3 separate regions of the Mus musculus genome follow, and all the other regions are linked to region 1. Evidence: chromatin loops called from intact Hi-C (ENCODE). Cell type or tissue: heart. All regions are shown on one strand. Region 1 holds the start of Tbc1d14 (TBC1 domain family, member 14). Region 2 holds the start of Tada2b (transcriptional adaptor 2B). Region 3 holds the start of D5Ertd579e (DNA segment, Chr 5, ERATO Doi 579, expressed).

The links. Hi-C counts contacts between places; a loop is a spot of excess contacts. Peaks named below come from ENCODE experiments on the same cell type or tissue, not always from the same donor. Only the 100,000 strongest peaks of a DNase experiment are listed, where the experiment ranks them.
Region 2: it touches region 1 in a loop (4-fold over the local background); 21 of 42 quality-filtered maps call a loop at or near these places.
Region 3: it touches region 1 in a loop (2.0-fold over the local background); 2 of 42 quality-filtered maps call a loop at or near these places.

What each region holds. Positions count from the first base shown.
Region 1 is chr5:36,581,897-36,586,896 of GRCm38, reverse strand. Tbc1d14 (TBC1 domain family, member 14) reads left to right here and starts at 4,500. Exons shown (of 14, transcript NM_133910.3): 1 at 4,500-4,542. In heart, CTCF peaks have their summits at 2,392 (motif pointing right) and 4,723; DNase peaks (open chromatin) are centred at 4,516 and 4,896; H3K4me3 peaks cover 1,030 bases; H3K27ac peaks cover 782 bases.
Region 2 is chr5:36,481,699-36,486,698 of GRCm38, reverse strand. Tada2b (transcriptional adaptor 2B) reads left to right here and starts at 2,414. Exons shown (of 2, transcript NM_001170454.1): 1 at 2,414-2,911. The coding sequence starts at 2,642. It overlaps Ccdc96 (coiled-coil domain containing 96), which reads right to left and starts at 2,111. Exons shown (of 1, transcript NM_025725.3): 1 at 1-2,111. The coding sequence starts at 2,047. The coding sequence ends at 293. In heart, a CTCF peak has its summit at 2,341 (motif pointing right); DNase peaks (open chromatin) are centred at 2,258 and 3,078; H3K4me3 peaks cover 3,410 bases; H3K27ac peaks cover 2,243 bases; H3K27me3 peaks cover 1,900 bases.
Region 3 is chr5:36,693,737-36,698,736 of GRCm38, reverse strand. It overlaps D5Ertd579e (DNA segment, Chr 5, ERATO Doi 579, expressed), which reads left to right and starts at 2,716. Exons shown (of 9, transcript NM_001081232.3): 1 at 2,716-2,882. Gm32725 (a long non-coding RNA gene) reads left to right here. Exons shown (of 3, transcript XR_868354.3): 3 at 1-503. In heart, no CTCF peak of the experiment used is centred here; DNase peaks (open chromatin) are centred at 1,636, 2,016, 2,676 and 3,086; H3K4me3 peaks cover 2,561 bases; H3K27ac peaks cover 2,646 bases.

The DNA.
Region 1 (5,000 bases):
ACAGAAAAACCCTGTCTCGGAAAAAAAAAAACAAAAAACAAAAAACAAAAAAAACAAAAAAAAAAACCCATGTCTTCAAACTGAAGGGATTCTAAGACATAAATAAATTCCCCTTTGTGTTCTTTGATGGGGTTGGATCTCTGAATCTCGATGTTTCTGATCTGTTTTAGGCCAGGAAGCTGGTAACCATACTGATTTTAAAAAATGAGGAAAAAGCTGGTAATGGTGGTGCATACTTTTAAATCCCAACACTCAGGAGGCAGACAGATCCCTGAGTCCAGGCTAGCTTGGTTACACAGTGAATTCTAGGACAGTCAGGACTAAACACACACACACCCTGGAAAAAAACAAAAAGGAAAATTCTAGTTGATAGGCCCTGGTGTAAGAGTCCTAGTGTAGAGAGGGGTGTTGATTGCAGTGGCTACTCTGGCTACCAAACGCTGTTCTGTTGGCACTCTCTACCTGCCTCAGGTTGCTAACCACTAGTGCACTAGCAATTCCTGTCTTTTTTTGTCTTTGTTTTTGTTTTTCTTATACAATTTTAAGAACCAACCGAGAAATCCAAATTCCAAGCATTGTGTCCTAAAAATGGGAACTGTGGTCTCCATGGAGTAGGAGGTAACACTCCAACAGGATGGGGAGGGAAAAGACTGGGTTTGGGAAGGGCTCTGAGGGCCTTCTGGCTGGAGACGATGGACAGAGACAGCAAAGCCCCGGGGTGGCATGTGAACCTACTGTTACTGTAACCATGCTATGCCAAGAGCCAGTGGCATGGGAGGCAGGTTTGGGCTGGGCAGGACCTGACCTGGGGAGAGTGAGCTAGATCTGCGACACCACGGGTGAGTGGCTTCACCTCCTGTCCTCCTCTGTAAGGTGAGAGGCACTGAGTGAGCTTAGCAGGTTGTGGAGGTCAACCTCTTGTCACAGAGGTGAGGTGCTGGCCACTCCCAGGATGACTCCTGGTAAAGCCAGGTGTGGGTGTGACTCACGTAGCTCATGTGTTGGTGGCATTCACAGAGATTGGGGACTATGATTGTGTTCAGGAGATGAGATCCCTCTGTCTCTGGAAGGGAGGTTAGGGATTCCTAAAACAGCTATTTTGTGCCTGCTACCCTTCACCTGACTGAGGATTCTTCATCCTTCTCTCTTGACCCACTTGCTTCCCAATAACTCCGAGGGCTGCCCTCAGGTCCTAATGAGGACTAATAGGTTAGATAACTATTTTCCTTATAAGAAGTCATGGCTACAAATTGCAGAGCACTGTGTCTGTCTGTCCCAGGAGCCTCCATGAAAGCAGTTGTTGTGAGTGGTGTGTCCTGGGTTTATAGCAGGTGCACAGAGATGGTTTCTATGGATACTGGACATCTTGAAGCATTCCTGCTTCTCTAAAGAGATGCTCAGCAGAGCACACGGAAGTCATCCCTGGCAAGGTCTCCTTCGTCCTACAAGGCTCCTTTGTTCATGTTGTATTGTTAGGGGTGGCTCAGACAGTTCTAGGAGGGCTTCAAGAATGGGGGAAACTGACAAAGTTGGACAATTTCTCTTCTTGTATGACCATTGCTTCAACTATTTTGACCTTGTTCAATCTTGAAATAATGTGGGGAAGGGAGGGGCTGTGTGCTTCAGAGATGGGGATGGGGACAGGGACAGAATCTGAGGAGTTAGTCAGTCAGAGTCTCTGCGAAGCTGGTATTTCTGTCCACAAGTGAGAGGTTTGCAGCCATCAAAGAAGCCACACACCAGCACCAGGGCAGTCCTTCTGGAACCCTCCAGCAAAGCCTGAAGGGGAAGAGGTGGAATAGTTCCCCCAGGGTTCTGCTGGGAGAGCTGTCAACTTGAAGAGGGGTGTTTTCTCTGTATCTGGGAGCTAGAAGTGTAAGGTTCTGAGGGGGTAAGTGTTAGGTTCTAAGGGGGTAAGTGTTAGGTTCTGAAGGGGTTAAGTGTTAGGTCCTGAGGGGGTTAAGTGTTAGGTCCTGAGGGGGTTGTTAGGTTCTGAGGGGGTAAGTGGCTGCGGAAAGTGACCACACCCCTTAGTGCAGTTCACTTTGTTTTTGTTTCAGACGCAAGTTACAATGAGGCTTTATCTAGACCGCTTCTGGGGACTGATGGCAAAAGGTAAGACATAGGTTACATCAGAGGGATGCAGGGTAAGGAGGAGTTCCCAGAGAGAAACCAGGGCTCTGGCACCAGGCTACTGAGGGTGAGGCAGGGTCAGAGGGTGCCAGCTGCAAACCTGCCCACCACAGAGAGTTGTTGATTCCAGAGACAGGACAATGGTCCCTTGTCATCTCAAGGTTCGGTGTTTGTTTGTTTTTTCTAATATTAAAAAAAAAGTCTTTATTTCTTTAATGGATGAGTGCTCTACTGCATATACATCCACAGGCCAGAAGAGGGCATCAGATCCCCTTGTAGACGGTTGTGAGCCACCATGTGGTTGCTGGGAATTGAACTCAGGATCTCTGGTCAAAAGGACAGTGCTTCTAACTGCTGAGCCATCTCTTGCCCTTTGAGGGCAGGTTTTTAAACTGATACTCAAGCATTATGGCTGGAAGGTGAGGAGTCGTGAGGACTCCTGTGCGTATCCAATACGAACGAATCCATTGTGCTGAAGTTTGAAATGAGACTGAAGCCAGTTCCTGCTTCCCAGTCAGTGTTTAAATCCAGCTGTGAGGGCACCAATGGGTGTGATGGAACCTGGCATTGTTTTCAGTTCAAACTGCCAGGAACTTAAGCACCTTTGAAATTTCTATTATGTAGCAAATCCTGAGGGATGCCCTGCAAGTCTCTCAGCTCTCTGCAAGCCAACAAAAGACTGCCCAGTCCATTTAAGCCTCTACCCTCCTGCCATTGTAAGTTGGTGCTTAGAGTAATTACAGTCATGATCCAGAAAGGGAAGTTGAAGCCAGTGTCTATCAAGTAGTTTGTAGGCTCCTAGAATGGCTAGAGTCTGGAGTCCCCCAGCCCAGCAGACACCCTACTTGGATGGGTCTCACGATGAAAGTCAATGCTGTCAGGCTCTCAGGTAGACCTTCTTCCTGTGCATTGAACAGGCACAGGGCTGGGCTTATTTAGCTGAAGGCTCTGGTGTGATGGACTGAGAACCTCATGGCCTCAGGTGGCTGGGTGGGACCCGACATTGTTTCCTTGTGAAACAGCACATGCCATGTGGAAGTTTAAAAGTTACAACACATGTGCAGACCCAAGACACTCAGATATGGCTCGACTCTTGGTCTGTTTCTTCTCTCCTCCCTACCCTCCTTGGAACTGAAGTCAGGCCACTGAGCTATCCCCCAACCTCTCTCTGTCTTCTTTCATCCCTGGGGACGGTGTGCATTTCATAGCTTTTGATATAGCCTTGGTCTTGTAAGCCCTTCCTCTGGACTGTGTTCAGATTTGTGAAAATATTTTAAAATATTTGAGAGAGTTGTACAGAGGTTGAACCATCACCTAATGTTTTGAAATGAATGTACAATTGAAACAAAAGTGGTGGTACATTCCTATAATCCCAGAACTGGGGAGGTAGACTCGGGAGGATCAGGAGTTCAAACTCATTGTTTTCTAGGTTGCAACTTTGAGGCTAGCACAAACAGAACTGTAACCAAGACAAATGGATTTCCTCCTGCTTGCTTCCAGGTACCTGCCAGGGCAGGGAAATTCCTCTTCCTGTAGGACTGTGATGGTTCCAGCCTCATGTGATGGTTCCTGGCTGAAATGCAGTCAGGTTTTAAAGGGGCTTGTTTGTGTTTGTAAATTTTCGGGGTCTGACAACTCCTAGAATAAACCCAAATCATCCCAAGTACCCTTTGTATGGATCCAACAAACACTCATGTCTCTGCTTTTTGAGGCTTAGGAAACGAGTGCAGGTGAGTTCAGGAAGGGAAATGCAGCACAATGACCTGGCCTGATAGAAGACATCCTCCATAGACATCTGGCTTAACTCTGCTCAGCTCTAGCTGACTTCTACCTCCTGAATTATACTTTTTCATAGATTGTGTCTCTGTAATTTTTGCTACTTAAAAAGGTAAAATGTGCATAAAGCCAGGTGTGGTGGCACACACCTTTAATACATAGGTGGATCTCTGTATCTCAGGCTAGAGAAAGATGCTGTCTAGTGAGGCCTCTTCTAGTTCCTAAGCGAGACCATCACACAACTTTCAAAACACACTGATGATGAACCCTGTCTTGTCACCTCCTGAGCCTGCTGGGCGTTGTATACTGAAATATTAAAGTGAAGACAAAAGTTGGCGAACTACAGCGCTAGGCACTAAGCGCAATGAAACAGTGATCAGAAAAGCCCGTTTGACAGGTGACAGGCTAAGGCTATACCGGGAGGGCATTCCAAGGTCAATGATCTGTAACCTGCGCTCACGTGTACCCCTAAATACTCCCGTGGGCTGTTAAGACTCCCCCAGCTGCTGGACAGGGGCGTCCCATCGATGCGCTCCGCCGCTCGGCTCCCCACGCCTGGATCAGCCCCATGCGCTGCTTTCCCCCTCCCTCCCACTTCCCACTTCCAAGATGGCCGCGGGCGGAGCCGACCAGGTAAGGGGCCTCCGCCAGGCGTCTGCGGTGCCGGTATGGACACTGTGACTCTCTCGGAACTTTCCTTGCAGCCCTTCCTGGGCCTGAGGACAGAAAAGGGCCAGGGACACAACTCCCGAAACCCAGGACGGATACTTGGCAGGCCGGAGGAGCAGCGGTAGTAAATAGCAGGCTCCTAAGCTCTACGGAGCTGCGGCGGGGGGCGAGAGCCCTGGCGGAAGAGCAGTGGAAGCTTAGCGGGGGCGTGGCTAGGGAGCGTGAGGGCGGCGATAGGGAGCGCGGGGCGTGGTAACGCTCCTGTCCCCCGGAGTGTGACTAGGGACGAGCGTGGGGTGTGGCTAGTGAGCTCTCGGGGGCGTGGCTCTGGAGTGCGGGGCGTGGCGGTACGCCTGAGGCCCTGGGAGCGAGCGATTTGCGTTGGGTGTTGGGCTAAAGAGGCTCAGCGGAAGGGAAGAGAA
Region 2 (5,000 bases), 100 kb after region 1:
CTTAGACATAGGCAAGAGACAGTTCTAACACTCCTTTAGACTGGGGCTACTTGGCTATAAAGGCTTTTCACTAGAAGTCAGTTTAATCACCGCACTCTCTAGATATATTTTTCTTAAGCTCATGTAGAGCTACTGCTAGCTGGAAGTGTTCAGCAGGAATTTGAAAGCTGGAAAACAGCCAAAAAATAAAGTTGCACCCCCAAGTTCCACAGAATGGACAATCAGAGGCAGAAGAGAGTAAGAGAGTTTCTGGGGTTGCAGAAGTTTTTGCCAACTGTCCTGTCAAGGGCTGTCAAGAGGGGAGGAAAGTTTTGGCTTCCCTGATCTTTTGCTTCACCCCTTTGCAGGACAAGGCGAGCCCGGCATGATGGCGCTTCAGGGATTCCAGGCGCCTGTTGAGCATTTCTGTCTTCTCCACCTTTTCTTCCAAGTCTCGGAGGAGTGATTCCTTACCCAGAAGCCCACATTTCTGACTCAGCTTGACGTTGTCGATTCGCAGGCTGTCGCGGGCTTGTTTTGTCTTCGTCAACAGGTCTCTTCCTAGGGCCACCTGGGCATCCACTTCCGAAAGTTGTGCCTTTTTGCATGAGTTCTCCGTATCTATGAAAGACAGCTTTTCCTTCACGTGCGTTATAATCTGCACGTTGCTGGTCACCTTAGTGCGCAGTTTTAAAAGTTCCTCGTTTCGTTCCTCTACTTTCTCGTTGAAGGTCTGGTTCTCAATTTTGAGCTGTTCAAAGTCGATGAGGAGCAGCCCCTCAGCCAAGTCCTCCTGGGCCTTCATCCTGGTTTCAAAGTGTACCAGGCTCTGCTTCAGCTGCACGTTCTCGAGACGCACGGCGCTCATCTCCTTCTCCTTCTTATCCTCCAGGGCCTGAAGCTGTTCCACCTCTCTCAGGGCAGCCTGGCGCCCACCACGCGTGCGGCAACTGCCCATGACCTGCATCACCACCTGCTTCTTGAGGGCCTGGAAGCGCCGCCACTCTTTCTCCACCCTGGTCTGCTTCTCTTGGCACTGCTGCTTCAGCTCCCGTACCTCCTGACGGTACCACTCTAAGTCGTCTGCCTCTTGTTTCTTCAGTTCCTCCAGCATGGCCAGATAGCGCAAGTATGCTTGCTCTTTCTCGGGAGATTCGGGTTCAGCGCTCTTGTCCCCAGGTTCCGCCGCTGCTTCCAGCCCCTTCTTGCGTAGGGTCTCGTGAATCTTCTGCTGTAGGTACATGTTGTAGCGCTGATAACGGTTCCGCTCCACTAGCAGGGAGTGGTACTGTTCCACCAGCTCGCCGCGCAGTTGCTGCTCTTGCAGCTTCTGCATGTCCGCTGTCCACTCAAACTCTTCAGTGGACGCCCCTTTTTGTTTCTCCTCTTCCTTGGCCTCTCCAGGGTGAAGTTGCTCTTCTGTGCTTTTGTGTCGTTCTCGATCTGTCCCCTCGATCTCTTCACTGTCTCTCTTCTTCAGTGACTCCCTTGCTTTCTCTTTCGCAGCTTGTGGGCCTGGGGCAGCCCCCTCCTCAACAATTGTGGTCAGCGGTAGAGATGGCCGGAACCGTGACTCCTTCCTCTTCTCCCTCTTCCCCTTGCCCTTCGGCTTCTCTGGCCTGTCCCGTTCCTCTCCCTCATCCTCATCCTCATCCTCATCCTCGTCCTCGTCCTCGTCCTCATCCTCGTCCTCATCCTCGTCTTCGTCTTTGTCCTCTGGTTCCTTGGACTCCGGCTTGGTCTTGGGCTGGGTCTGTGGCAGACTCTCTGGCTCTCGGGACACGGCCTCGCCCGCGGTCTCAGCGGCCCCCGGACTTTCCGGGACCTCAACATGCGCGTAATCGATCCCCTCCGAATCCTTCGCTTTTGAGCTGTCCGACACCGGCTGGGTCTCGCTCTCAGGCTCCCGCCCTTGCGTCGGCTCCGGCTCTGGCTTCGGCTCTGGCTCCTGCTCTACAGGGTTGGCCGGAGTCAGAGGTTCGGAGCTAACCTTGATCTCGAGCGACTGCCTGGCCAGGCCTTCCTCGGCTCGGTCTTTGCCCTCGATGTCCCCGTAGTGGCTGTCCATTTTCGACCCGCCGGCCCCGCTCTGAGGCCGGCTGATGCCTGCTGTTAGGTTTCCCGGGGCAACCAGGGCGCGCGGTGGGCCCCGCGATTGGTCACCCGCCTTCCATTTCTCTCCACCTCCCGGCAATATTAGGCCAATGAAGATCTGCGAACAGGTGAAGGGAGGCGCTAATTGGACGCTGGTTCCCGAGAGGCGTGGCCCGCACGGCCTACTTCCGGTCCGCGCCCCGCCGGCTGACAGGCTTAGGGCGGGGCCTCGCGGCTCCTCCAGTCCATGAGGCCGCGGGAGGCGCCGGCGCGCAGGCGCAGAGCAAAGACTCGGCTGTCCGCGAGAGGGCGCGCGGGGGGCGCCTGCGCGATGCGGCGGGGAGACAGCGGCTGCGGCGGCGGCGGCCGGGCCGGGCCGGAGGGCGCCTGCGTGCTGAGGCGGGACGCGGCCCGCCTGGCCGGCTCCGGCGGCGCCTGGGCGGGGGCGGCCGTGGCAGCGGCCGGCAGCGGCACGGGCGCGGCGGGCGCAGCGAGCCCGGCAGGCGGCGGGGCGCTGACGGCCGGGGGCGCGGCGGCTGCGGGCCGGGCGGCGGGCGAGCGGGGGAAGATGGCGGAGCTGGGTAAGAAGTACTGCGTGTACTGCTTGGCCGAGGTGAGCCCGCTGCGCTTCCGCTGCACAGAGTGCCAGGACATCGAGCTGTGCCCCGAGTGCTTCTCGGCCGGCGCGGAGATCGGCCACCACCGCCGCTACCACGGCTACCAGCTGGTAGACGGCGGACGATTCACACTCTGGGGTCCTGAGGCGGAGGGCGGCTGGACCAGCCGCGAGGAGCAGCTGCTGCTGGACGCCATCGAGCAGTTCGGCTTCGGCAACTGGGTGAGCGGCGGGCTACGGCTAGAAGGGAGGGCATGGCTGGCTGGCTCGGTGTACGTTGCGGAGGGCCGCAGGTGGTCGGATGGTTGTGTCCGGAACGTGTTGGTCACCAGCGGTCACACAGCTGGTAGAGCAGGGCCTTGACCCATTGCCCCGACACGGAGCTGTCTGCCCTTCACACTCGTCCTCAAGAGGTGTGCATTGAACGCGGGTAGAGGGTAGGCCCTGTGCGTTGCCAGGCTTATCCTTGAGTCAGATGGCAGCAAGCTAGATCCCACTGTCCTTTGCTGAGTTCCCCTAGTACGGTTGTGTTCTCCTGGGCATAGTGGTGGGGAAGGCCAGAAGCCTGGGGCTGCCCGTCCCGCCTGCACTTAGTCTGCATTCAGGGCTTCGTGTGCTTTCTGTGGGTGTCAGCATGTGCCCTGTGCTAAGGTTCTCAATGAGTAGCAGTATCTTGTTTAAGTCTTAGTCTCCACAGCACCCAGGACATGGTGTGATGGGTGGACAGTAAAGAATGAACAAAGGCGTGTTCCTGAAGAGGCATGGATCCTGGGGTCTGCTTTCTAGCTGTCAGGTTTCTGTAGAGGTAGCTCACTGGTAGTAAGAGCCTTCATGTGTGCCAGCCAGATAGTGTGCTGGGCTCCTGGTTGTTCTCTGGCTGTCTCTAAGGAGCTCTCCTTTCTATTCCTCACCTATGTTAGGGATGAGATCTGGCTGCATTGTCACCATTGCCTCCAAGAATATGTCACATCTTCAAGCTTTCAGAGAAGCAGGGAGCTCGGCATGACCCTCTCCTGTCCAGACTCTTCCCTGGTATGTTAGGGCCCTCTGACCCTAGCTTCCCCGAGCTTCCCCTACTCCAACCCTACTGCCCTCCTGTTTCAGATCGTCGTAGAATGAGTGACCTTCTGGACCCACTTCCCCACTTAGGAAGGAGTCTACTCCACAGATGTCTTACCAGTGAGCAACACTGGCTCCTGCTCTCTAAAAACAATGGGTTACTTTGTCTCTAAGTGGTGTTTATTGGTGTGTATTGCGCATATGCTTTGTACAGATCAGGCAACATGAAGGACCTTGAAGAAGAGCCTCAGTGCTGAAAGTGTGGCATTCATATGCTCTGTTTCTGGAGCTTGTCGCATACCTGGTGATCCCTCTCTACCTGATTGCCTGTGAAGACTCACTTGTCCTCAGTTATACACAGAGCCAACCTAAAGCCATCAACCACATCCAATTGGTCAGTGGTCATGTATTGAAAAGATGTGCATAATGTAGCTACTGACCTACTCTTCTGGCCTGACCCATGATGGTGCTTACCTCTCGTGATCACTTCTCATGGTTTTACCGTTCTCTTCCTTCTGTTCTGTAACCCTTCTCACACATGAACATAGGGCATTTGGAGCATAAGCCGCATCTTGTTGGCCCTCAGCAACTTCAGTTCTGCTTCTTAGATTACACTCCAGTGCCTGCAGGGCCTGACAATGTCTATGGCTCTCTGTGAGCTCACGCGGAGTCCATTGATCATTTCCTTTCTTCTGCCTGAGGTGTTCTCACCTCAGTCAAGACTACTGACTGATCTCTGGCCTGCGTGTCACTGCTTCTGAGAGCCTTTCTTTCCTCACACCAGTCCTCTAGCACTTATTTCCAGAGGAGACACTGAAAAGAGTGAGAGTGTTAGTCTCAGCACTGCGCTTGCTTTAGCTCTTGAAATCTGGGCTGTATTTAGGGAACCCTGCAGAAGAATATAAGAGCCAGAGGTCAGGAGGACACCAGGAGAACAAGGCCCTCTAAATGAGCTGAGCAAAGCTCCGATGAACTCAGATGAACAGAGGCTGAAGCAGCAAGCACAGGGCCAGCATGGGTCTGGGCCAGCATGGGGCGGCACCACGTCCTCTATGTATATAGTTTTCTTTTCAGTTTAGTATTTTTATGGGACTTGCAAGTGTGAACGAGTGGGTCTCTGATTCTTATGCCCTTTCACTTGCTTCTGTTGGTTTGTCTTGTCCAACTTCAGTGTTTTGGCTTTGTTCTATCTTACTTTGTTAAAAAGGAAATGCAAGCCCGGTCTGTAGAGTCTGTAGTGTAGCTCAGCTAG
Region 3 (5,000 bases), 110 kb before region 1:
AAGAGTAGCCATAGAAGACCAAATTGCATAAATGAACCCCCTGGACAAGGACACCACTCTCCTGGAAAAAGGGTCTCAATGTGAAAACCAACACACAAACAAGATACTCTCAAGTATTGCTCAGAACTGGGACCCGAGAAACACTGCAGGACTGGGAAGCAGACTGCTATAAATTGGCATCAGGGAAAGTATATATGTATGGCTGACACTGGACCTGACCTTGGAACGGGAAGGAGCCAGCGAGGCAAAGATCTGGAGAGCCTGGGCAAAGGTTCCACAGGTGCAAAGGTCCTGAGACTGCAGTCCACACACCTTCCAGAGCTCCCGATCAGTACAGTCGGAATTGCAGGCGTTACTTCATTAAGACAAAGGAAACCACTTTCAGTCTTCTGTGACTTCCTCACTGCCTCCAAATCCTCCAAGCTACTATGATTTTTTTTTCTTTCAGGAAATTCTTCAAGGTTTAGTAATCAGTGGTTTATAAAAAAAAACCTGGCCTGTGATTGAGTAACAAAAGTAAAGTTTTTTGTTTTGGGGGGGCGGGGGGAGGTTGGGGAGACTGCCCAGTTAGTAAAAGCACCTGCATGAGTTTGGATCCCCAGTATCCACATTTAAAAAATAAGTGGGAGCAAGAGTGTATGCCTTTTTCTTTTTTTCTTTTCTTTTCTTTTTTTCTTATTAAGACAGGGTGTCACTATGTCACTATGACATCTATGTACATCACTATGTACACCTGGAACTCACTATGTAGACTAGGTTGGCCTTGAACTCACAGAGATCAGGAGGCCTGCCACTGCTTCTTGGGTGTTGGCACACTACCACACCTGGCCTAAGGAGTGCATGCCTTTAATTCTAGCACTGGGGAGGGAGCACAGGAAGCCCCCCCCCACCCCCCACCCCCCCCCCCCCCCCCCCGGCCCCGAGCTGGCTAGCAAGCCAGTCTAGCTGAACCTATGAGCTCCAGGTTCCGTGAGAGGCAATGTCTCACAAGGTTAAAAACCAAAACACACACACAAACACAAAAGACAGAGGGCTGATGAGAGATTCTCGGTGGGTAAAAGTTTGTTGCCCTGAGGACCTAAGTTTGATCCCTGGAATTCACACGGTAGAAGGAGAGAAACGGACTCTTGTGGGTTGTCCTCTGACCCCACACTGCGATCCATTAGTACACATCAATAAATAAGTCTAAAAAACATAAGATGGAGTGTGATTGATAACTGATGTTACCCTTTGACCTCCACAGGTGCCTGCCCACAATCACCCGAGGAACACATACACACAGATTATAGTCAACAGGATGGCTACAAAGTGGCTGTGTTATCTTTCCTTTCATATGTTTGCGATACTTTGTTACTCTTTTAAAACTGCCCTACTATCGATATGCCTTTACAGAAGGTACAGACTAGGAGACACTAATGTTATTATGGATGTATGTACCAAAAAATGTGTGCAAATTCTCCATATTTAGGGAAATGTTTCCCTGGTCTGTGCAAGCCTGGCTTCTGAGGTCCTGAAGATCCTGACACCATTTATGCCCACCTTCACTCTCAGATGACCCTGGATTTTCCACTCTCTCGCATGTTATATGAGTTTGCCTGGCTGCCCGCCCTGGAACAGGTAACCAAAAGATGTGTAGTAAATAAAACTGTGGCTTGTGACTCACCTCAAATGAACCCCGAGGCAACAAAAGGGGGAGCAAACTAAGGAAGGGTAAGACTTGGGTGAAGGAAAAGATCCCCGACAATAGAGCCAAAGGCCTGTGCTCAAATTCTGCCTCCATCCCGAGGCGTCACCCACTCCCCAGCCTGTTCCGGGTCTCTCCAGGAAGGCTTTACTTTGGGTTTCTCCGGGAGAGTGAAAAGATGTTTGTTGGAACAGTATGGATTCTATGAAAGGACAGTTCTTTTAGGTTCCTGACCTTGGCTTGCATACAAGAGTCCAGCCTACCTCAGCAGAAAAGTACTTCCAGTTCTCTGCTCCTCCCAGAAGCCTGAGCTGAGCTTGGGAACTCCGGGTCTCAGACTCTGAACCCAAGAACAGGGCCTGGTGCCTGGCGGTGCTCAATGAGTTTGATGAACTACATGCAGGTCACTCCCCTACGGGACCTGTTCTTGCCTTTGTATAGAAGGCACATCTCTGGCTTTTCTTCCTGGTACTTCTGACATCTACATCTGCTTTTCTGGAAGAGCCTAGGAGTCACATTTAGGGAAGGTGAGTAGGTGGGAAGAGGCTTTTGATTAAAAGGTTAGTGCACATTTTTGGCTCCCACTTCCGAATCTTCCAGAAGGTCTTTTATTTTTTGCCTACTTAATAATAACATAAAAAAGCCATGTCACTTTTTGTTTTTAATTGAAGTCTTTATGTTAAGCCGCCCACTCCAGCCATTCCAGGACATGGCGAAGAGGGGGCGCGGACAGGTGTAACGCGGGGGTTTGTGTTGGAAGGGCTCTGCAAAGCCGGGTCTCAGTGACCCAGCGGGAGGTCACCGACCCAGGAGCCCTCTCTCAGGGCCTGGTAAAGCTTCAAAGCCTCGGATCCTCAGGTCGGCCTCGTGGTGTCAGGATCTTCAGGACCCCAGAATCCAGTCCTGCGCGCCTGCTGCTCCCCCACCCACACAGCACGAGGGCGGAGCCCCGGCGCGCTGATGTAATCCCGGCGCCTGGGCGGAAGGATATGGAACGCGGCGTTGGCTGGCCGGGCGCTGAGGCTGTTGCCAGGTAACGCAGCGGAGCGGCTGCCGCGCGCCGCCTCCCGCCCTCCGCCGCCTGGCGCTGGGGCCGCCGCCGCTTTACGTAAGGCGCAGGCCAGGGCCGCCCGGCGCTCGGCAGCCGCCTGCAGCCCTCGGAGCGCAAGGAGAGGCGCCCACCCGGTAGCCTTGGCAGGTAGGCGGCGGCCGGGAGCGGGGCCGTGGCGGGTGGCGGGCCAGAGGGATGTCCGGCTCGAGGACCCCGCGGGCGGCGTGCGATGAGTGCGCACAATGGGCCGCGGCGGGCTGAGGCGGCCCGGCCTGAGGACAGCGGCCTCGCCTCGCCCCGCGCCCTCAGCTTTGTCCTTCGGCGGTCGGGGGCGGGCGCGGCGCGGTGAGTGGCGGGCACGCGGGCCTATGGCGCGGGGTCGAAGAAGGTGACGGCCGAGGGCAGAAGTGACAGGCCCCGGAGTCGCCGGCCTGCGCGCGCCACCGCCCGGACCCTCGCGGCCCGGCTTCCGGCCGGCGTCCCGGGAGCTCCCGGTGGACGCCGGGCCAGGGCTGAGCGCTTTGCGTAGAGGCCAGGACAGGGCGAGCAGTGGGGAGCAGACCCCGAACCTGGCAGCCCCTCCCTTCAGTGTTTGCCCTTCTGTAGACAAACCTTAAAGGTTTAACCAAGAAAAGTGAGATGGGGGATAAACGGGAGGGGGACATGCGACTCCGGAGTCATTTACTAAACGGGGTTCTTGGGTCTCATCACCTGCTTTGCCTTGTTGCCCAAGTAACTGACAATGCATTTTGCGTTTCTGGTTCTTGGCTTGCTAAGGAAACGGTAGGAGAGGCTTGCCGAGGAGCCGGGGACGTGCAGTTTGGATAACAGGTGATGCCATGGAAAAGCCTATGCAGTGAAAACCCCACGCAAGATTTCTGCCACCAGTATAGGACCCGTTGCATGACACTTTGTCGGTTTTAGAGACTTCAGATTTAAAAGAAGGGGAAAAATATCTGTCACTCTGCATTCTGAAGGTCAAATATTCGCCCGCAGATGTTTTGGGCTGAACCATTCTTAACTAGGTCTCAGGATCTTTATGACAAAAACCATTCTGGAACTGTGCATTTGAAATACCCATGGAGGCTTCTTGCAGTTGATACTTATTATTGTAGATTTAGTTGCTATTCTTGCCAACTGATGTACTTTTAAAACGTGTTCTTTCACAAGTTCATTTATATATCTCTATAATGTCCCTTTATCATATTTCCCCACTATCTTCTCTTAGACAAACATTGAATTATAATTATATATTAATGTGTGTGTTTGGGTGCATGTATATTTAACGCGTGGAGGCCAGTGATCAATATCAGATGTTTTTTATAATTGTTTTAAAAATATTTATTTGATGTGTATTGGTATTTTACCTGCATGTATATCTGTGTAAGGGTGTCAGATCCCCTGGAACTGGAGTTACATACAGTTGTGAGCCACTGTGCAGTTGCTAGGAATTGAACCCCGGTCCTGTGGAAGACCGGCCCGTGCTCTTGATCACGGAGCCATCTCTCCAGCCCTCAGGTGTTACTTTTGAGATAGGGTCTCACTAGGTAGATTAGGCTGGCCAAGTACTTTAGAGCTATGTCTGCCTCTGACTTTGAAATGCTGGGATTTGAGTCATGGTCTCTCACTGAACCTGGAACTCACTAGTTCAGCAAGGGTGACTGGCCAGCAAGCCTCAGGGGTCCTCCCATGTCAGCCTCCCCATCGCTGGGACGCCACAAATGTTTAATCATTTAAAAAGTAGTTAGGGCTGGAAATGTAGCCCAGATGAAGTCCGCTATTAAATTCTCAGAATGTAAAACAAAATAGGCCTTCAAATTGACTGTAACAGGTTTTATATGAGCCTATTTTCATTAAGAAAGTAGGAGAGTTTTACTCTTATTTAGTGTCATAGAGATACATGTATTGTTCTTTGAACATAAGGGTAAATATTTTTAACATGGCAACATTTAACAAGGCAAATTAAGAATTTTAAAGAATGATTGATTTGATATACAAATTATGAACATTTAAAAAAGAAACTTAATGGTGTTTTGCTTGCTCCCATTTGTTGTGTAGCTCCATCTGTGCCTGATTTTATCCCAGGGCTCTTTAAAAGTGTTGGACTTGCTCTTCTTCTTTTGTGTGGAAATGCACCAAGCCTGAGCTTTGCCCCTGTTTTTTTGCATCATTTGACTTGGAGCAGCTAATGGCCTCTGAGCTAGTTTTGTCATCTGTGAAATGGGAAGAATGCTGAGACCTGCCTTGCAGGATAGAGAGGCAGAG